Linked DNA regions of Homo sapiens: region 2 is linked to region 1. The links are chromatin loops, found by intact Hi-C in ENCODE. Cell type or tissue: Caco-2. All regions are shown on one strand. Each heading gives the region's core, and the rest is flanking DNA. Links, peaks and the distances in the headings are about the cores only. Region 1 overlaps DLEU1 (deleted in lymphocytic leukemia 1). Region 2 overlaps DLEU1 (deleted in lymphocytic leukemia 1).

Evidence for each region. A loop is a pair of places that touch in the nucleus more often than their neighbours do. Peaks named below come from ENCODE experiments on the same cell type or tissue, not always from the same donor. Only the 100,000 strongest peaks of a DNase experiment are listed, where the experiment ranks them.
Region 2: a loop joins it to region 1, with 4 times the contacts of the local background. A loop is called at or near these places in 3 of 110 quality-filtered maps.

The regions. Positions count from the first base shown.
Region 1 is chr13:50,382,010-50,393,305 of GRCh38, reverse strand. It overlaps DLEU1 (deleted in lymphocytic leukemia 1), which reads right to left. Exons shown (of 7, transcript NR_109974.1): 3 at 3,015-3,108. Among named protein-coding and RNA genes, the nearest start is that of DLEU1-AS1, 140 kb to the left of the region's middle. In Caco-2, for the core only: no CTCF peak of the experiment used is centred there; a DNase peak (open chromatin) is centred at 6,065.
Region 2 is chr13:50,167,609-50,178,904 of GRCh38, reverse strand. All of the region lies in intron 2 of DLEU1 (deleted in lymphocytic leukemia 1), which reads right to left. It also overlaps the pseudogene ST13P4. Among named protein-coding and RNA genes, the nearest start is that of DLEU2, 48 kb to the right of the region's middle. In Caco-2, for the core only: no CTCF peak of the experiment used is centred there; no DNase peak of the experiment used is centred there.

The DNA.
Region 1 (11,296 bases), core at 1,836-9,835:
GTGTCTTCACTGGGCCTCCATTTCCTCATCTGTGAAGACAGAATAAAAACAACTGCTGCCAAAGTTGGGCACAAAATTGCATGTGTAAGGCACCTAACATTTGTGCCTATTGCACAATGCTGCTGGTCTGATTACAGAGTTAATAAGTTTTGTTTAATAAAAGGATGAAGAGGGAAATAGAGGAGTCATAAGGGTGAGGCAACAAAGTGTGGGTTCAAAGCAAGAGGCATCCAATCTGATAAGATTGAGCCTAAAAACAAAACAAAACAAAACAAAACAAAACCCAATGACCACAACAGCACTAATTGCTCAGAAATTAACCCGAAGACTCAGATAGCCAAATGAGGTGGTGTGGTGGAAGCAGTTGTAATGCTCCTGGCTAGACAGAGAATACATAGTAAGAATCTGTTGTGTGCACATACATTAAGAAATTAACAGGTGATGTTCCAGTTATAGGAATGGGAGCAACCAACAGAAATTTAGCCAGGAAAGGAGCTTGAGTATGTAGCACTGAATACTCTCTGCATATCTGGGTAGACTGTAACCTTGTCCATGTCCAGATAAGAACTAAATAAAGCTGACTCGTGATGCTTCTTAACCTCTATTCATCTGCTGATATAAGGGAGTCCATAACCCACCAGGAAAGGGGGCTCCACCCACTCAGAGTGGGCACTGATAACAAAAAACCCAGCAAAATGCTAAATGCATAGCAATCTACAAGAAACTCTTAGCTGACCAACTGTGAAAACATTTATAATCAGGGTTCTGAATTTTTTATTGATTGATGGGTGTGGAGAGAATAGATTTATTAATCAAGGTAATTAGCACTTGCTACCCACAACAAGCAAACCAGGAATCTCAGAGGCTTAGCAGGATAAAGGTTGCTTTGACAGGACATAAAGTTGCTGTTTGTTGGGCAGTGCTCCTGAAACTCACAGCTACACCATCTGGAACACACGGCCTCCAAGGTTGCCATACCCAAAAAAGAGAGCCACAGAGGAACCACACTGGCTCTTCACTGCCTCAACTCAGAAGATCTGCTCACACCCATTGGCCAGAACAAATCACATGGCCCTGAACTAACTGCTAGGGAGATTGGGGCATATAAAAATGCACACCATAAGCATTAACTATCTCTCCTGCAGAAAGAACTAGGTTCTTGCCCCCATTCCACTCCATTTTTCTCCTGCAGAAGTGATAGGAAGCAAACAGATAAGCTGTTCAAGCAAAGGGTCTGCTGTGAGGTGTGTTACATGGCCAGGGGTGAAAAAAATATGAAAATCTGGCCACGGTGATGGAGACACCTCAGTATTTATGGAAGGAATTTTGGAGCACTGCTCTCAATGACAGTATTCCTGTACCCAAATCTTTACACCCAAAAAGCTCTGAATATGTTCCAGTGTACTGAACATGTAACCAAGGGGTGGAAATAGGAAGGATCACACTTGTCATCACTCCCAGTGACCCACTGGGGGATTTCTGTCCTTCCTGCCCCCATAATTCTGGGTTCTGTAGGCTTTGACCCTAGAAGGGCACATTTTCGCCAGAGGACACAGCAAGTGTCCCACTGAACTATAATTTATGATTGTTCACAAGGCATGTTGGACTCCTAGTGTCCAGAAATCAGCAGGCAAAAAGGGTAGTCAACATATCATCTTATTATATGTCTGCAGGATCTGTAGTTATATCCCCTTTTTCATTCCTGATATTGATTATTTGTGTTCTTTTTCTCTTGATCAGTCTAGCTATGGTTCTATCAATTTTCTTGATCTTTTCAAGAATCAGTTTTACTCCTACCTGTGTCTTTATACTTAAACTGCATCTCTTATAACCAATATAGTTCCTCTAATGTTGTTTTATATTTTGTTGATATCTTTTCCTACCTTAATTAGTTCTACTCTTCTACTGCATTGGGATTTAACTTATTCTAATCTTTTGGCTTTTTAAGGTAGCCTTAGGTCATTAATTTAGACTTTTCTTCTTTTCTAATACAAGCACATAAAAATATAAATGTTCCTTTAATTACTGTAGTAACAGTTGCTTTAAAGTCTACATCTATTAATTCCAATATCTAGGTCATCTCAAGATTGATCTTCATTGATTATATTTTCTCTTCAGAATAGGTCAGGAATCTGGTTCCTGCTCTTTGTATGTTGGGTAATTCTGGATGGTTTCCTGGACACTGGGAATGTTTTGTTAGGGAGATTCTGCATTTCTGTTACACTTCTCCCGTCGAGTGTGATGTTTTTGTTTTGACAAAACTGCAAACTCTGTCTTTTGGGCAGTAGCTCTTATCTCAGTTAGGTCATTGACCCTTTACTGAGCTGCTTGCAGTGTGCCACATGCACACAAAGTTTGGGACTCAGCCAGAAAGTTGGGCACCTGATGCATGGAATTTGGGGCTCCCCTCTCTGGCACTCTTCTTTTAGAGGTTTCCTCTCACTTTCTTCTGGCTCTGGCTGCTCTCAACTTTTTCTTCTAGTTCGTCAGGCCAGAAAGACTATGGGCATTGTCTAAGGCCTGCTCTTAAGCTAAAAACCATAAATAGGGGAAGACACACCTTGTCTTATCCTTTCACACATGTGCCAACTAATCCCCATAATCTGCTTACAGTTACTCACCTTCAGATAGTTGTTCTTTGTATTGTTTATCTGTGGTCAGTCTGGTAGCAATTTAGCCATCCCAGAAGTGAAAATAAGTATGCACATTTTAAAGTAACAATTAGGCATAAGACATTTAAGTGTGTGAGTTAACTTTTTGTGTTCATTTTTCCACAATAAGAAGACTTAGAGGAGCAAAAGAACACAAGACAGCTTGGAAGTGGAGAATAAGTTTCTGGAAATTGAGAAAACACAGAAAAGGAGGTAGAGGCACCACGACAGCATAATTATGGGCTGAGTTGATTCTCGGTCCAGTCTGGCAAGAGTGATGAAGGTTACTGGTAAACATGTGGAGAGCCACATGCTGTGCTCCATACCTGCTCTTTGTCCCCCAGCCCCACTCTCCACTCTCACCTGCTGTCTGCCCTGGAGGCCAATCTATATGAAAACTGTGTCAAGGGTTCCCTTTTCCTCTGGCTTCCATTTGCATTCAACCAGTGGAGAATACCTGCAGGAGATTAAAGGGAGGGAGGAAAGTGAGGTCAGGATATTTTTCCCCCAAGATCTCTCCCTGGTAGGTTTCTGTGACTTGATTGCATTCCTCCACCAAAGGCCACATTAACTATCAGGCAGCCCTCTCAAAAACCTCTCTAGGTGCTGGTAAACACTCCTTTCCTTCCACCCTTCTGGCTTAGTGTTGGTAATGGCCCTCTACTGGGGCGCTGCAACATCCCTTGTTGCTTTTCCTAAATCCTGCGCACACTTTTGTAAACAGTTCCTTTATTAAACTCTTCCCAGCATGAGCGCACCATCTGTTTCCTGCCAGGATCCTGATGGATAGAGCACGCTCAGAAAAACAACTTTAACAGGGCCTTAGAAACAGGATGGTAAAATATCAGCCCACTGTCAAGGAGGGGAGAACACATTAAATACCTCCAAAATAATAACTCATAAGCTTTATTCACATGTATTGCCTAATTTAATGCATTTAACAACACTCAGATTACATAGGTAATGATATCATTTCCATTTAAAGTTGAGAAAATTGAGACTCTAAAGCAGGTGGGCCACTGGGATTCCCTGACCTTCTTTAGGCTATAAATCCTCTTATCTCCCCACTACCCCTAACCCATTTCATTCAGACAACACACACCACCAACGCTGAAATGTAGAGCTCTCCAACTTCTGGGGCAGCCAGGACATTTTTAAAGTCCTTGAAGCCCAGGAAGGGTGTGGTCATCCCAACTTTGCTCTGCTTCTGTTAAAATCCAAATGCTAGAAAAATAGTCCGTGGTAAATTCAGCCAGTTTGGAGACCTGAGCATATTGTTCAGAGACCCCTCTTGCATTTATTTTAAAGAAACTATTTTTAAAAACTAAAATGCAATATGGGAGTTGTAGTGTGTACAGCTCACTGAAGTATTCCTTAAACATCACTCCAGGGCTCCACAGGAGTTCCCAAGCTTCAGGTTGTGAAACTCATGATACAGAATTTAAGTCAGCAGAATAGATTAAGACCTCAGGCTCTGGGAATGGGCAGATCTGAGTTCCTTTACAACATTTGCTAGCAGCCATATTCTAGGCAAGCTGCAGAATTTTTCTTATCTTCAGTTTTCTCATCTGTAAAATGGAGATAATAATAATACCTACATCATAATGTTAAATAAATTAAATAAGCTCAGTCATTTTAAGTGCTTAATACAGAGCCTGGCTCACTATAATCACTCAATAAAATACAGCCAACATTAATATTCAGATTCAAATTCACAGCAAAGATTCATCTTATTATAATATGGCATGTAAATATTAAAAGAAAAATGTCTTTAAATCCTTCTGGACACATATTAAAGCTTCCCAATTGGGAATTTACAAAGAAATAGCCTTAAGAGTATCCAACATTGCTCCCATTTCCATTTCAATAAAAGACTCCAGAAGTTGCTGGTCCTCTAAATAAGCCTTGTCATTTCCTTAAGTAAACTTTCCATACCACTGGGTATAAAATGTAACAGAAAGCTATGTGCTCAATTTATTTTATAGTTTCTTACTTATTGTTTTCCATTTCCTGTTTCAAAGCTGTAAACGTTCCTTAAACTGCAGCTAAAATTACTATTGCCATTGAATTACCTAATTTCTTAGTGTAGAGTCTGGATTGGAGGGCACTCCACCCCCAGTGGGCTACAAGCGGCATGTTGCTAAGCAAGGGCTGTGCAGTTCACTCTTGCACGTGGTTCTGACTTTGCCATTTGATGCAGGTGGGTTCTTTCTGCAAATTGCTCATTAGAAAATCTGGATCCAGATTTTAACCATGGAAGTTATTCTAGAAATATTTAAGGACTGATTGATCCACCAGAAATGGGAACATTTTTACCATATTTGGTCATCGTTCACAGGGAGACCAGAGTTCTCCCTTGTAAAGGCTTTCAACCTATTAAATATTTTATCTCCAAATTCCAGTGAGTCTTTGGAAAAACCTCCAATCTATCCTTCCCCCTTCAGTCAAGGCCAGGATCATGGAGCCCTGCCCTCTAAGATTGACCCATGGAAAGCTCAGGGAAGCGTACTCCTCAGACATCAGTGTCCAGGCACAAGCAAGGCCTTCTGGGGACATCATTCCGTGGAGCTGGGTGCAAGGCCAATGTCTAATCTATTCCAAGAATCAGAACCTAGTTAATGTCTCTCACACACTCCTCTAGAAATGACCATAAAGTTAATGCCATAATCAAATATTTGGGTTTTTTGTTTATTGGTTTGTTTTGTGCCTCCTTCATAATCAATCTCTATTCTGAAAAATGAGAAGTAAACTGCAGCTGTTGGGATTTTCTGCAGATGGTCTCGAGATGGACAGCAAGGTCCCCAACATAAGACTCTATACACTTATGATAATTTTTGTCAGCCATAAACAGATATAATCTCAACCACAATGACTTTAGGCATCCCAAGGCTTCAATCAAATAAGTTTAGATGTCCAAGTATTCAATTTTTATTTAAAATATCACCAGAACTTCAGTGACTCTGAAAACCAATCTTTCATTTTTCCTTAATGGTACCACTGGCTGATCAGACAGACAGGACTCCTGATATTCTAAGTATAAAGGTTATTAAACTGTTAGGCAAACTGTCTTCAGCGAAAAACAGGTTTCAGTTTTCAGTAACCCAAAATAGCATACCACCGTGGCCACTGTGATCTTAGGTAGATCCACCACCGGTGAGGGAATCACTAAAAAAAATGGAAGCTACAGAGTAGTGTTGCCTCAAGCCCTGTGAGCCACCAAGCCTTGATGCCAGAAAGTCTGGATATCATGCAAAGTAGCTGGAAAGCAGGCTACCTGTTGCATGGTGGTGAACTGACGGCATCATCAGGCATTCTGCCCTCCCCACCACAATCTAAATATCAGCAGATGAAATAAACTCGGCGCCAGTGCTGAAGTGGCTCCAACTGTCTCCATCATCAGACACACCCCCTGGCCCTGGCCACTGGGAGGTGCCCCAGAGACAGCAGGTGGGGCTTCTGCTCTCTAAATACAGGAGGCCCTTTCAGCTTCTGCTCTAAGCTCCTTTTAAACCACCACTGGAGATTGGAAAAATCAAAACTTCACAGCAGTGATAAGAGCACTGAAAAGAAGCAGATTTCCTGAGTCTTGAAAGGAAGGGGAATTGGAAGATAATATTTTTCTCACTGCTGTGCCTGTGTTTTCTTAGGCCCAGCTAAATCCAAGGCGGTCTCTCCCAGGCCTAGGCTCTCCGGAGGACTGCGCGCAGGCAGCTGCCGAGGGAACAAGGGAACTTGCTGCCCAAAATGTGTAGCTGCGAGTCCAAGAAAAGGACACAAAATCCTCAGGAAGAAGGTGTGTAATATTTTTGTTGAATCAAATCGTGATTGTGTAAGGGGAAAAAAGACACACATAAAAGGCTATTTAGCGTTTGGCAAAAAGGGGGAAAAAAGAGCTTTCTGTGTTCAGTACAAACTCACTTCAAGGGAGCTGTAGATCAAATTACCAGCCTGTGACATGTGGAGATTGGCTGAGCAGCGGGCTGACAGTAACTCAAATTCCAAAGCTTCTGGACTGTTCCCGAGCCCATAAACTACACAGAAAATGATCCTGTTTGCTGAATTATTTTCAGTTGCAACAGCTGCTGTAACAACTCAGAGAATTTTAATATGTATATACAGGGCTGATGAGTAACCACTTCAAATATTCTGCAATGGGGTCTCATCTTCCCTTTCAATCCTTTTAGGTGGAGGTGCTAGAGCTGCTGTGAGGGGCCCAGAAAAATGAATGGGCATGGGTGCATGTTCAGGGGTTCACACAAGGAGTAGAATTAGAACTGGAATTCTGAGGGGAAGATCCACAGGAGGAAAAGAAATGTATCTTTTCACAATAAACATATACGTATGCATGACTTTTATAATTCAAAAAGTGAATTTTTTAAAAAATCTGGATAAACCCCATATATCATCATGATTAAGAAAGTATCCAATAAAAAAGGTTCGGAAATTAATTTGAATTTAACAAGTGAGTTTGCAATTTAATTTACTAAGAGGTGAGTATATGAGTGGCATTACAGAGTCTACAGACAAGGTTTGGTTGGCACCTGTGTTTATGGACCTCTTGTAATAAATCAAGGGAACATGGGGATGAGGCCCAGGCTGTACTGGAGCAGGGATTGCAATTGCCAGACAGTCCAGGTAAGGACTTATTTATTCATTTGGGCTGGCACAGGGCTTTAAAGCATTGGAATCTGAATGTCTTTAAGTGGGAATGCACCCTTCATTGTGACAGCAACCACCACACGTCTTTATTCTACATCCTGGATTTGCACATCCACATGCATGGTCCCTAAGGCATTTGAGTTTCCAACACCTGCTGTCCAACCCCATCACTTCCATTTCTGATCAGGAAGTCAAACGTCAGGATATCAGTGAGTGAGAAAGGAGAAAACTGTGTTGGAAAGTAAATGAAACAAATTAACAGAATAACAAAATTGATAAGCACCATTCTAGCAGTATATCAGTTTGTTGGGGCTGCCCTTAACAAAGTATCACAACTGGGTGACTTAAACAACAGAAATGTATTTTCTTGCAATTCTGGAGGCTGGAAGTCCAAGATCAAGGTGTTGACTGGCAGGGTTGGTTTCCTCTGAGCCTGTGTCCTTGACTTACAGATGATTGACTTCTCTGCATGTCTTCACATGGTCTTTCCTTTATGCATGCATATCTGTGTCCTAATCTCCTCTTCCTGTAAGGACTTCAGTCATATTGGATTAGGGCCCACCCATATGACCCCCTTTTCCCTTCATTACCTTTTTAAAGGCCCTATCTCTAAATATAGTCACATTTTGAGGTATTGGGGGATAGGACTTCAACGTACAAATGGTCAGTAGGTTACTATTCAAAGAAGAAAAAGTTGTCTATACTCTCTCTCTCTCTATATATATATATAAATATATAATCAATATTGGCCCACAAAAACATTCCCCCTACAAAACCTTCTTTAGCCAAACCAACCCATAATTAATCATAATACAGAGATTCACAAACTCTTCCATTTATACTCCTGGGAGTCTTAGAGGATGTCTCAAAACAGCCTTCAATAAGCATAAAATTCCTTTGGCATCTCCCTTTTGCAGGCTATTCCAAAATATACCCATGTTTATTTTAATATAAAAGTAACTTCCCTCAAGTCTACTCACACTTTAGGAAATTGCACTATGTTCTGCTTGTGGCTTTGTGTTCTTTTTGACAAACCATATCTAGGCCTAGGGGTAACCACTAAGCCCCATTCCCCTCTCTGCAGCAGGGGTGGAGAGAGGGGATCTCCTGTTGTCTTCCTGCCTCAGAGCCACACCTGTCCTGGGCCATTAGAAATTTCTCCTGCAGATCTCCTGCCATTGCACTTGGTATTTCTGTTATTGTTGTTGTTTTCATGAGAATTTCAATGGCAAGATGGAAAAGGGCAAATCTCTCCATTTTAGATTATCACGTAATTTATGAGAGGACTATGAGTTTAATGTTAATATGAGTTTTTTTGGGAACCAACAGTGAAGGTGTGAGGTATCTGATAAGGGGGCTAGGCAGGTGACCAGAGAGAACACAAGCTCTGCAACTTCAATCTCATCATCTTGGCCAATATATACAGGCTGTTCCTTTCCCCAGCCAGCATCCAGGACCAGAGGCATTACCTGGTTTTATAAAATAGTAAACGCATAAATTTTATAAAGCAGTAAACAATAAAAATATAAAATAGGAACTAAAAAGTTATGACAAAAATACAGAAAAACAGATAATAATATAAATAATACTCAAGTTAAGACCAAAAATTGAAAAACAGATAATAAAGATAAAAATTGTTTTGTTTTTGTGTTTTTTTTTGTATTTTCTAACTTTTACCATGAAAATGTTCAAACCAACAAAAAAGTTGAATAGTGAAATCAATGCCTATATATCTTTCAATTCAATAATCGTTAATATTTTACCTCATTTACTTTCTCCATCTCTCTCATGAATGGCCTAAGGATAAGGATATTCTCCTACATAACCCTGATACCATTACCACACCTAAGAAAGTGAACCATTATTCCAGTTCATATTCAAATCTCCACAATTGTCCTAAGAATATCTTTGCTTGCTGTGTTTTGTTTTGTTTTGTTTTGTTTTTGTACCAGCATCTAATTCAGGTTCCGAAGTTGCTTGTGGTTAATTCTTGTTCCCTTTTACTCTAGGATGGTCTCACCCTATCTTTTGCTCCCCCCATACCATTGCCTCTCTTTGGAGAGAATGTGTCCCTATGCTATTGTGTAACTTTTTCTATATCCCCTATATATAGGAAAAAAAGAACTTTTTAAAAGTGGATTAAAAAAATGAAAAATGTTAACCCTAAGGCAGCATTAAAGAAAATAATTATTAAATGTAATTAAGCAAGTAGAATACAAAAATAAGAAAAAGAATTGAAAATATTGGACAATACAACTTATCTTAGAAATAATTTTTAGCAATAAAAATTTCAGAATGATAAATTTAAAAGGAACTAAAACTTTGGGTATAAAACTGGATAACATAAGAATGAAAATCTAATTTAATAAAAGGAAAAGGTCTAAGAACATGTATATTTATAAAAGGGGGATAATAATAGGCCTACATGTATTAACATAAGGTGAGTGTTTAGAGCAGTGCCTGGTACATTCTGATGGCTATGTAACTGTTTTCTATGATTGTCATCATCATCATCACCACCAGATAAAATGGATATTGAAAAGCAAAAGTTACAACAGGAAACCTAAAGTATTTATGAGGAAATAAAGAGAAGATAATATTATAATGAGCAAGAATAAAAATCCCCAGTCAGTAAAACACTTCCATTGAACCCCCACGCAATTCACAACATTGTCATTCAGGAGACGAAAAGGGGGCAAATACCCTGGAAAAGTCCACCAGCCTCCTGGTGACAGGTAAGGGTCTGGGAATTTGCACCTGTGTCCATACACTTCTGTGTACCTATCACAAATGACAGCAACTGTTTTAGAGCAAAGGACACATCACCACATGAACATCTCGGAAATGACAGAGGCTGGGTCACTTATGAGGGCCTCCCACACCAGCACAAATTCTGCACCACCCACCCACAGTTGCTGCCATGCCAGCCCAGGAAGAGTCCCAGCCACTAGAAGAGAAGGAAGACATGCATCTGCACTCCTGCACACCTAGAGGCTGCTTCCCGCAACTAAGTAAGCATTCTCTTGGAAAAAAAAAAAAATAGAATGTGGAGATCTAAGACATTCAACTTTTTGAGGCTTTCCCCAAGTTTGTCCATATAACAAAAGAAAATCTCCACATAGAGATTTTGAAATTGCTTCCAAATTCACAAGTGTGGCAGTTACTCCCTTCTCTCCTACACCTGATCATCCTTCTCCAACAACACAAACACACACACACACACACACAGCCCTCCCAACCTCTCGACACTCTCATAGCTCTTAGTCCCTAGAGTGTGGCCTTTGTCTCTCTTCTCCTCTACTGCTAACCTGTTAAGGGTCAATTATAGAGCACAAGCTTTGGGGACTAATCCATAAATTTGCAAAGCTGGCCACTTGTTTAAAAACAACAACAATCTTAGATAAATTTGTTTTGGCTTCAAGTTTCCCCAAATTCTTTGGTCCAGACATGATTGTTAACAGATCACAAAACTTTCTGGAGGAAGAAAGTGTTCTAGCTGGAATGATGACAGTCACACGGCTTCCCAAAAGTTCTGAGGAGAAGCACAACATGGAGAAGTACAGGTCAATTTTGCCAATTTGAAACGCTCTGCAGCCCTTTGCCTGCCATGGGCCTGGTCAGAGCTCTCAAATGGCCCCATCTCTCTTATCTCAGACAACAAATGCTCTGTGCTGCTTTCCTGAGTCTCCATTTTTCTACCTGGGATTAAAGAGTTCCAAGGGCCCCTTCAGCTCCAAAAAACTGGGTTGCAAATAGAACCCGAGCTCTAGTTCATTTACTAAACTGCACTGCACATCCAGACCACTTATCCTGAGCTTAAAGTTTCAACAGTCCGCGTAGGAATCCATTGACTAGAAATACTTAACAGAATGTCAGTTGAATAGAGACCTTATAAAGCACTTCTGTTCAATATAAGTAGTCTCTGATCTGCACTTTTATCATTGCTACTAAATGCTCCTGACCCTAGTAAATAATAAATGAAAAAG
Region 2 (11,296 bases), core at 2,000-9,999, 210 kb after region 1:
TTTATAGTAATACAAGAGATTTTTGAGTTCAGAGATCGACAACAGCATCTATAAGATTTCAACCCAAGTTGACACATACAGCAAGGGTTGTATGGTGAGACAGATGGAGGATCCATTTCGTCTTCTGTTAGAAGAAAGATGCCTGCTGTCCAAGGGCTATTTCTCAAATAGCCCTTATTCTCCCTGTGGTTGAGCAAATGAAGAAAATGTTGTTCCAAAGCCACCAAATTCATCTTTTCTTTGGTCGAGCAAAAATGTGCCCATTTGTGACAGTGCAGGTTTAGGCAGTTCAAAAACAAGATCACAGGCAAGGAAATCCAGCCGTGATTTTCTGAAAGCCATCCTCAAGACTGAAGCTAGGGTCTGTCTTGGCTGTCCTTGACATTTTATTTGTCTATCTTTCTTTTTTGTCAAAAACTGTATCTATTTTTTTAAAGTAATAGCCCCAACAAGATAATGACCTGATGTAACTGTACCTACATGAGACAATGCTGAGAGCAGAAAATCCAAGAGTACCCAGACCAGGGCTCCAAGCAGAGTGTCCTGCTGAAAGCAGACGATAATGCCTCTCTCATCTCAGGTAATGTTTTGTTCCAAAAACACTCCACTCAAGTAGTCTTGTTATTTTATTTTATTTTTTTTTTAATTTTTTTTTTTTGAGACAGGATCTTGCTCTGTTGCTCAGGCTGGAGTACAGTGGCACGATCATAGCTCACTGCAGCCTCGACCTCCCAGGCTCAAGTGATCCTCCCACCTCAGCCTCCCAAGTAGCTTGGACTACAGGTACAGGCATGCGCCACGACGCCCTGCTAATTTTTTAATTTTTTGTAGAGACGGGGTTTCACCATGTTGCCAAGGCTGGTCTTGAACTCCTGACCTCAAGTAATCCTCCCACCTTGATCTCCCAAAGTGCTGGGATTACAGGCGTGAGCCACCACCCCCGGCCTTGTCTGGTTATTTGTCTCATTAAATGAAGCACTAAATCATGGTAAAACCATAAAGCACAGTGCAAAATAACTTCTCATTATTATTATTCCATTGCCTTGAGTCTGATTTGGAAAAATCATTTTAATGGTACGAACACTGAGAAACAGAACTGCCAATTACCTTACTCTAACCCATAGTTTATTAGTTATGTGCTTATAGCAGAGGAAAAAGTTATGTACAGACCCGTTTAAGAGCCTAAAATACAAAGTTTGAGGTGAAGGGGAAGAGGAAGATTTGGAATAAAAGAGGACAGACTTCCAATCCCTTCTATGTGGATTTCCAGGGAAGTGACAAGCGGAATACAAAAACAGGGAAAAGCTTTTATCAGTACTGGAAACTAGAGAGGGCATATACACTGTGAAAAATGTTGAGGAATTTCTGGATGCACTGCAGAGGCACAGAGCCCTGACCCCACCTCCTACCCCCAACACACAATTCCTTCCCACACACATATACATACAGAAGTCAGTGGAAGAGACCCTGATAGAAGGCCACTAGCACTTCCTTACATGGAAGGTGGGTGCAGACCAAGGGGTGGGCAGTCACATGATGTCCACCTAGAGACTTCCCTTGGAAGGGGGGCCGCATGGTCATTTAGGCAGAGGAGTAGAGTTCCTGGCAGAGATGGTCCGTCTGCCCCAAAATAAAGTTGCCAACGATGTCAGTCTAAAACTGCTTCTTCACTCTCTGCACCCCCATTCCCACAGGTTCTGGACTTCTGATGAAGTGATGCAAATTTACATCAAATGTAAATATTCCCTGTTCTTGTCATTTGAACCTGAAGGATTTGTGCAGTTCCCCATATCAATTTCTGCTAGATCTCACCTCAACTCCTACTTTATTACAAGATAGTAAGCAATAACACAGCTTTGTCTATAAGGATGAACAAATACAGTAAAAGCCTGTATAGCCAACCTGCACTAAATGACTATACATTTAACCAGTGCTCCCTATGTCCTCAGGGAAACATACTGGCTGATACCAGGCATGCTCAGTGCTCCTGGATCGCAGCCTCCTCCCTCGTAAGCCTGTAGGCTTCTACTCCCAGCAATTGCATGGTTCGCTTACCAACAGGCAATTGATAGAAAAGTTGTGCCACTTGTATTTGTTATTATAATCATATTTAATTAAATATGTTGTCTGATGAATGTGACAATAAAAATAGTTACATTAAAAATTAGGTTGAATCCTTTTAAAGAATCAATACAGATATGTTGCTAAGATAATCTGCTCTTAAACTGTATATGACAAGTGTTAATGGCAGGGAAAAATAGTAAAAATACACCAGGATTCTTTACTCATTGTATCACAGTGTCTTTAAGATCTTGCTCCTGTCTAAAGAAACTGAAACTGGAAATCATAGGTAATTCATAATGAGTATGGTTTATGAAAGAGAGATGATTTGAATAATTAGTGGACCCATTTTGGAAGAAAATGTCTTGATCCTAAAGGATTGGTTAATAGAATGCACATTGGAGTTTTATTTTAAAAGATGTGTCTATATTGTTTTTATGATTCTACACCTTAACCAGCTTCTTTAGATTAACCAAGCAACTACTGATTCTGAGCACAAGATGTAAGAAGGCTACTCCCAAGAAGCCTACTCACAAGAAGGCTACTCCCAAAAACAAATCAACAGAGCTATTAAAAGAGATTATGGTTTGGCTGGGCACAGTGGCTCATGCCTGTAATCCCAGCATTTTGGGAGGCCAAGGCAGGTGGATCACTTGAGGTCAGGAGTTCCAGACCAGCCTGGCCAACATGATAAAACCCCATTTCTACTAAAAATACAAAAACTAGTTGGGTGTGGTGGCACATGCCTGTAATCCCAGCTTCTTGGGAGGCTGAGGCGCTGCAATCGCTTAAACCTGGGAGGCAGAAGCTGTAATGAGCCCAGATCGTGTGACTGCACTCCAGCTGGGCAACAAAGCAAGACTCCATCTCAAAAAAAGATATTATGGTTCAAACAGAGAGGATAGACCTGAAAAAAATAGTAGAAAATGCTTCCCTTTGATTTCCTACAAGGGAGAGAAGAAATTTTAAAATGTTTGGAAACTAATTTGCCAAATGATCATCTTCTTACTGACTAACTCAACGAATGAACAATTCACTGAGCAATCATCTGGCAAATCCTTTACACAGGGTTTAGAGCAATTTCTCATAGCCATTGCACCAGGGCACAGGAAGGTGCAGAAGCAGGAGCAATAGGGACAGAGGCAAAAGTAATTAAGACAAAAAACAGTGCTTTAAAAAATAAACAAACAAATGGAAAACACTTGACCATCCCGTAGAAAATGTTGACCATTCTAAAAATTCTCAGAGTCTGGAATGTGAAAAACAGGCAAAGTTCATATTAAACAGCAGTTGGCCAATGCATGCCCAGGAAGAGAACAGCAGTGATGACAGGGACAAAGTAAAAAATATAAACCTCAATTTTTCAGCAAAATCATTATTTGGTCAAGTGATTTTTGCAGAATTAGCTTTGGTGAGCTGGTCATTTACCAAATGGTCTTTGGTATATTCATGTTGGGTGAAGTAGCCAGCTTCCAAGGTAAAAAGGAGAGCCTTCTGGCTTGAGCGAAGGAATCACTTAACTCCAAAGTCAGTTCCATAGGGTAAGGGACAATATCTATTTGGTTTACTCTGCACTTACCCCAAGGCCCAACACATACCAGACACTCAAAAACTATGTTTCATGAATAAATGTTGAAGACTAATAATTAACAGAAAGGTTTTATACATAGGTCAGGGCCCAGAGAGGCAAGAGCCTTGAGTGTTATGCTGTGCATGCTGCGACTTACCCTATCTGTAAAAAGGAACTCATTGAAGGCTTCTGAGCAGCAAAGTAACATGACTGAAAGAAGTGGCAGGAAGAGTAACCTGTTTTTAATTAGCAGAATACACTTAAAGAGAAGAAACTGCAACCCAAATGTCTCTCAGTGGATGAATGAATAAACAAAATGTGGCATAGACATATAATGGAATATTATTCAGCCTTAAAAAGGAAGGAAATTCTGACACATGCTACAACATAGATGAACTTTGAGGACATTATGCAAAGTGAAACAAGCCAGCCACAAAAGGACCTATATTGTATACTTCCACTTATATGAGGTACTTTGAGTAGTTAAATTCATAGAGATAGAAAGTAGAATAGTGGCTGCCAGAAGCTGGGAGGAGGGGAAATAGGTAATTAGTGTTTAATGGGTACAGAGTTTCTGTTTAGGAAGATGAAACATTTCTCGAGATGGATGATGGTGATGGTTGCAGAACAATGGGAATATACTTAGTGCCACTGAACTGTGCACTTCAAAATGGTTAAAATGGTCAATTTTATGTTATGTGTATTCTACCACAATACAAATAATCTGGAAGTCAAAGAGAACATGGCTAGATTGGAAAATTGCATTTTTCTATATGACCAGAGCAAACAGTTTTAAGGGTACAAGAGTTGAGTTAGAGTGATCATCAGCAAGTCATGAAGGGCCCTAGCAACTCTGATTAAGGGTGTGGACTTGGTACTGATATTTGAGTAATTCTAACTAAAATGTTCCTACTCACTAATAGGGGGTAAAAGAGGAGAAAACGCTAATAGGATGATTCAAGAAGCTATGTCATTCATGCGTGGTCTAATCCAGGGTCTTGGTAATAGAAACAGAAAGGAAGAAAAGAATGGTTATCATAGGCATCACAAAGGAAGTATAGATACTATTTTGATTGATTGGATCGGGGAAGGGGTTGAGAACAAGGAAACATCAAAGTTTTTCACCTGGGGAACTGGAAAATAAATGGTAACATTAAAAGAAAAGGTATGGCCTTAAAGGAAGATGTGGTTTATAGGTAAAAGCGATGATTTCCCTATTTGACATGTTACATAGGAGGTGACAATGGAAAATCAAAACAGAGAAGTCTAGTAAGCAGCTGGAGATGTCAGAAAATGATGAACAAAGTATAACTAGTTCAAACTACCAAAGGTAGGCTGAGGACAGACCCCTTACCATATAGCAGCTGGTAAATTAATAATAGTCTTCAAATATGGTGGTGAACAAACTGTCTTCATTGAAAATGACTGATTACTAAGAAAGTTGTTGAAAAGGTAATAAAATAACACTACGTACATCCTTCTGCCTAAAATTAGGCCCAGTTTTATTTAGATGAAGTACAATGTCCTCTATATCTCATGGACAATGTCCTGGAATCACATCGCTTACTGAAATACTTTTTGAAATATATGTCCTCGGATGGAGAAGTGGAATCAAAAGAGAAAACTTCAGAATCTATGCTATCAACTTTTCTTTTTTTTTATCCTCAAATGAGTTATGTTTGCCTCGCACTAATAACTTTTATTTCACTCAAATTAGAGCAATAATCTTCCACACATAAGTATCTTCCCTGCCCAATAATTCAAAGAAAAAAATCCAAAATGATTAGTAAAGAAAAATATAAGAATTAACAGACCCTTTAAATTTGTTTTAAATATTTTGAAGATTTAAAAAGTGTTTAAAGTTTGTAATTCCTAGTAGGAAAACATTATCTGAATGAATACCCTAATGGCAAACCACTGTAAAATGCTTCAGCTGCATTTGGGGGAGAGGGGTAGGGATTATCTTCAAAGCACCCCAGCTCTCTTGATGAGAAGGTCAGAGGTACATTGGTTTGTATTATTGCGACATCCATAATGTGATCTAGGTTGCTTTTCCTTCAGCAAGGGCTTTATTTATCAGAAGGGCGTTATGCTTGACCTCCAAATTTGGCTGACAATTTACTGATGAGATTCATAACCTTTGGGTTGCTCTGGTACTTTGACATATTTGCTGGGTTCTGAGCCACATCCTGGAAGGCCACCATAACTTCTGGATCCTGCATGGCTGCAAGAACCTCTGGATCACTAAGAATTTCATTGAGTCCAGGCATTCCGGCCATTCCAGGTATGCCCCCTCCCATTCCAGCCATTCCTCCAGGAAAATTACCAGGCATTCCCCCAGGAAAGCCACCTGGAAAAGAGCCATACTGAGCTCCTGACTGTCATCTGGCTTCTTCCTCCCTCTGGGCTCTCTCATGCTCTTTTCGAGCCTTCTTAACTCGTTCTATTCTTTCTTTGATCTCTCACTCTTCACGTTTTCGCTCATACTTTCTCTGATGTTCTGCAATTTTCTGTGCCCTAGGTTGAACTTCTTTCAGCATTGCACTAGCATCTTCATCATAATCGAATTTACAGGCAAGGGCAAGATCATGGGCTGCTTCTTCCCAGTGGCCTAGAAGTCTGTGTGCTTTCCCCCGCCTCTTGTAAGGCTGAGCTGAATCAGGATTTATTTCAATGGCTCTGTCACAGTCTCGGATGGCTGCATTTGGCTTCTGTAATTTGACGAAGACACTGGCCCTCTTGGCATACAAAATGGCCAAGCGAGGATTCAGCTTGATGGCATCTGTGAATAAGTCAATGGCTTTCTGGAGTTCACCATCATTTAGGGCTTCAATAGCAGCCACTTTTTTATCATTTGCCTGATCCATCACCTCCTCTGTTATCTCCGCATTTTCATCTCCCATTTCTTGAGGAGCATCAGTGTCTGGTTCAATCACACCTTCTTTATCAATTTCTAGATCACTTTCCTCACTTGATGGTTCGTCTGCCTTTAAGTCTTCCTCCACCTTACTATCAGGTTTTTCTTCCTTGGTATTTTCTTCTGATTTAGCTTTCTGAGTAGCAGTACCTCCCATGCTCTCCACCCACTCCCTCAGGAAGCGCATTTCCTGGGTGTGCAGAATGCTTGGATCCTTCTTACACATTTTCACAAAGGCCCGAAGCTCGTTCACTTTGCGGGGGTCCATGGTAGGGAGATGGTGGGCGAAGCCGGGGGGCTGCGGCCCGGTTCCAGGCCCAGGCGCTGGCTCGGCGTGACAGCGCAGAAGGGGGCGGCTGCCTATGCTATCAACTTTTCAAGCCAGGTTTCTCAATCCAGTTTTCTGAAATATTCAACCTGAGGTTGCCTAGTCTAGTATCAATATGCATTCATTCTAACAATATAATGTACAAAGGACTGTAAATACCCTATCCTTTGGTGATACTGTCATTCAACAAACATGTACTAAGAGCTCACTACAGATCCAGAGGCAGAATTAAGAGTGCCAGGAATGCAAAGAGGAATGCCACATATCCCATGCCTTAGAAAACCTCACAGTCTAGAGGGGAAAACAGGGTGAATGAAGCACTGACCCTGACCGAGCACACTTAGAACCTGATCCAGGTTCCTGGAAAAGTCTCCTAATACAAATGCTCACTTATAATGTTTACCTTAGTTTTTAGAAAGATTTGATCATATTAGTCGCTTGATTATAGAAAACCATTTTTTTGTTTTGTTTTTTCATTTTCTTTTGTTTTGAGATGGAGTCTCACTCTGTCTCCCAGGCTGGAGTGCAGTGGCGCGATCTCGGCTCACTGCAACCTCCGCCTCCCGGGTTCAAGCGATTCTCCTGCCTCAGCCTCCCGAGTAGCTGGGACTGCAGGCACGCATCACCACCCCCAGCTAATTTTTGTATTTTTAGTAGAGATGGGGTTTCACCATGTTGGCCAGGATGGTCTCCATCTCTTCACCTCGTGATCTGCCCGCCTCGGCCTCCCAAAGTGCTGGGATTATAGGCATGAGCCACCGCGCCCGGCCGATTATAGTAAACTGTTAAATCCAATTGTTACATCCTTGGATACATATGTAATATGTAATTATTATAATTATTACTTTAGATTATAGCGAGAGATAGGCAGTTAGCAAGAAAGGAAGGAATGAGCTATCAAGTTACCAAATTATTTTGAAGTTCCTCCCTACTTGAATTTTTAAAACTTTTTCTTTGATTAACCCACAATCAAAAACACTACTCAGTCCCTCCAGCTTTTGCAACTTTTACTGTCTATGTTCTTCAATCCAGCATGTAAAAAAGAAAGATTGATTCATTCTATGAACTAATTATTTCATTAATGTATCCTCAGATATCATGTCGGCTCCTCGAGGATAAGAATCACATCTTACTTTTCTTTTGTGACTCCTATGAGCCTAGAATGGTTCTTATAAATATTTACTTAATCTAATTAAAATAAATTATGTGCTTTAAAATCCTATTACATCATACTGTAGAACACTGCCAAATCAGTAATTAAACATGCCATCCTTGCTTAGTGCCAAATGATTTTTTCATTTTTTGTTGTTTTTTAATATCCAAAGTGTTACTTTTCTTTCTCACAGCTAGTTCCTACAACTCTGGAATTTACAGTATTTTCATATTTCCATAATGACACCTGCTGGTAGGAGAAGAATGGATGAACTGCAGGGATTTTATTCAACTACTTATAACCAGCCATTGTCCAGTCTGAAACAACTAATGTTCCTGCATATACAAAGAGTAAATCTCAATGACTCCAAATACCCAAGTACTAAAAATTTGAAAGAATAAGACAAGTGCTGTTTCAGTACTATTTTCCAACCAGAATTAAAATTTATTCCCATAATCTCTGTCCAAAACAAAATTGCTGCAATTAAGAGTAGTTATTAACAAAGGCCTCAAAATTATCAATTCAATTCTGTTAAATATTTTACTCCATTTGTAAATTGGCATTTAAATATGACTATTAAAGAGATTATCATTATAAGGAATAAGTTCTAGTATTTGATACTACAGTAGGGAAATTATAGTTAATGATAATTTATTGTATATTTCAAAATAACTAGAAGAGAAGAATTGCAATGTTCCCAACACAAAGAAAAAATAAATGTTTGAGGTGACAGATACCCCAATTACCCTGATTTGATCATTACACATTGTATACACATATCAAAAATCATATGTACCCCAAAAACACAACTATTAAAAATGAATAAGAAAATTTTAAAACAGATTATCATTCTCTGAAACTTTTTCTGTTCTTTCATATAATTAATTACTAGATCAAGGTTTAAGCGGACCAGAAGACAATGGATGGGACATTTGCTTCAGTGGTAACCTGCATATCATCTTGCCCTTGAGGAGCAAGTGAGGAGAAGCAGCAAGGCCAGCCACTCTGGAAACACTGCTGGATGCTGACTATGCCAGGTCTCCCGCAATACCCAAATAAGAGATGTGGCTGCTGGGTTCACCTGTCCTACACTGCAAGCTTCAAGAGGGATATGATGAGGCCGGGTACAGTGGCTCACAACTGTAATCCCAGCAGTTTGGGAGGCTGAGGGAGGAGGATTGCTTGAGTCCAGGAGTTCAAGATCAGCCTAGGCAACATAGTAAGACCCCAAGTCTACAAAAACATAAAACTGAAAAATTAGCCCGGTGGTAGTGCACAGCTGTAGTCCCAGTTACTCAGGAGGTACTGAGGTGGGAAGATCAGCTGAGCCCAGGAGGTCAAGGATAAGGCTGCAGTGAGCCACGATCACACCACTGCACTCCAGCTTGGGTGACAGAGTAAGACACTGTCCCAAAGAAAAAAAAAAAGAGGGAAAGGACTATGCATCCTCAGTGCTAGCACACTACCTGACACCTGACACAGAGTAAGCACCAATGAGTATTTTTAAACAAAGCGTGTGTGTAGGTAGGGACAGGGCTGGGGTTGGAGAGAAGGGTGTCAACAGATTTGATCCTGGGTAGACCTTGCCCAGACACCAAAATGTTAACCAGATTAGGTGGGTTCATTCTGACAATACCTGAGTGAGCTTATTTGACTCAATAGTTTAGAAAGCAGGCAAATTAACCAGATGGCCCCCAAATAAAATATGGATAATCTATATGCATAAAGGTTTTGTATACAGTTAATAGGTAAATGTATAACTCATCATGACACATATTACACAGACTTTTTCTTATTTCACTCACAATCCCTCTTCTGATGAGAAATCAGTCATGTGTGCTGGTGACAGGCGTCTTCAAACAATGTTTCTTCCTAACTGCCTGCAGGATAACGTCCAGACAGGCACTCACTCAGCTGACAGTTGACTTGTGGCTGTTTTGTCTTTGCAAGTATGCTAACTTCTCAGACTTCCCTGGACTTGCTTTGGTTTGACTTCTTTCACTCAGAGGAATCACTTGTGAGCAAAGTGTGAAACAGACTGCTTCTGATTCCCCATTTCAAAATGACTCCTATTCCTCCACAACAGCAGGCTAAGGGACATAATTATCAGGCTATTCATCAAAAGCTGCAATTTTCTTTTTCTTTTTTCTTTCTCTTTTTTTTTTTTTTTTTTTTGAGATGATGTCTCACTCTGTCACCCAGGCTGGAGTACAGTGGCGCAATCTCGGCTCACTGCAACTTCTGCCTCCTGGGTTCAAGCAATTCTCCTGCCTCAGCCTCCCAAGTAGCTGGGATTACAGGTGCCTGCCACCACGTGTGGCTAATTTTTGTATTTTTAGTAGAGACGGGGTTTCACCATGTTGGCCAGGCTGGTCTCGAACTCTTGACTTCAGGTGATCCATCCGCCTCGGCCTCCCAAACTGCTGGGATTACAGCTGTGAGCCACCGCGCCCAGCAAAAAGCTGCAATTTTGTTTCAAAAAGGAAAATCCTTTGGGCACTTTAAAAGGCTTTTTTTACTCCTACTGAATGTAGACTGTAAATCAATTCAATAAATGCTACAAACACCTACTATGTACTAGCCATGGCGGGCACTGAAAAAAGTAGTCTTGTGTCTTGTCCTTAAAGAAAAGAGTTCATAGTCCAGTATCATAGGTATTAACCCAGTCTGCTATGATGACTAAATCATACCCTGACAGCAAGTCAGTATTTAGCTAACCTGGGGTTCCCGTCCCATCCCCACCTCATAGAGGCTATCGCTGGTACATATAGCCAAAGCACACATATTGGAAAGAATGTGCTGCTCCAGGCTCATTAGGACACCCGTGAATGCCAAATCCTAGTTCCCAGACTCCTACATTTCAAGGGAATCCAGCACCTGGCCCAGGGCTTTGTTCATCAATATTTTTGATTGAAGAATGAAGCCATGTCAAAAAACTGCAGTGATTCAGAATAATGTAATCCTTGGGTCATACCAAATGAGTGTGTGTGTGTGTGTGTGTGTGTGTAGTGGCAGACACACTAAATTGGAATACTTTCAGCCCAATACTCTACACAGCTGATGAAGGCACTGCATACTTTGTTTTACATCTAGAGAAAACACCATTGTGATTCATTTTGTCTCGGGTTTATTAAAGACAAGAATCCCAGGGGAAACCCCAACTCTCTACCTACTACCCTCAGATCAAAATTCATTTTGAAAGGACAACGCATTTCCTCACCTGGGTCCCTGACCTAAGATAAATCTGTAAACCATCAGAGAGAGCTC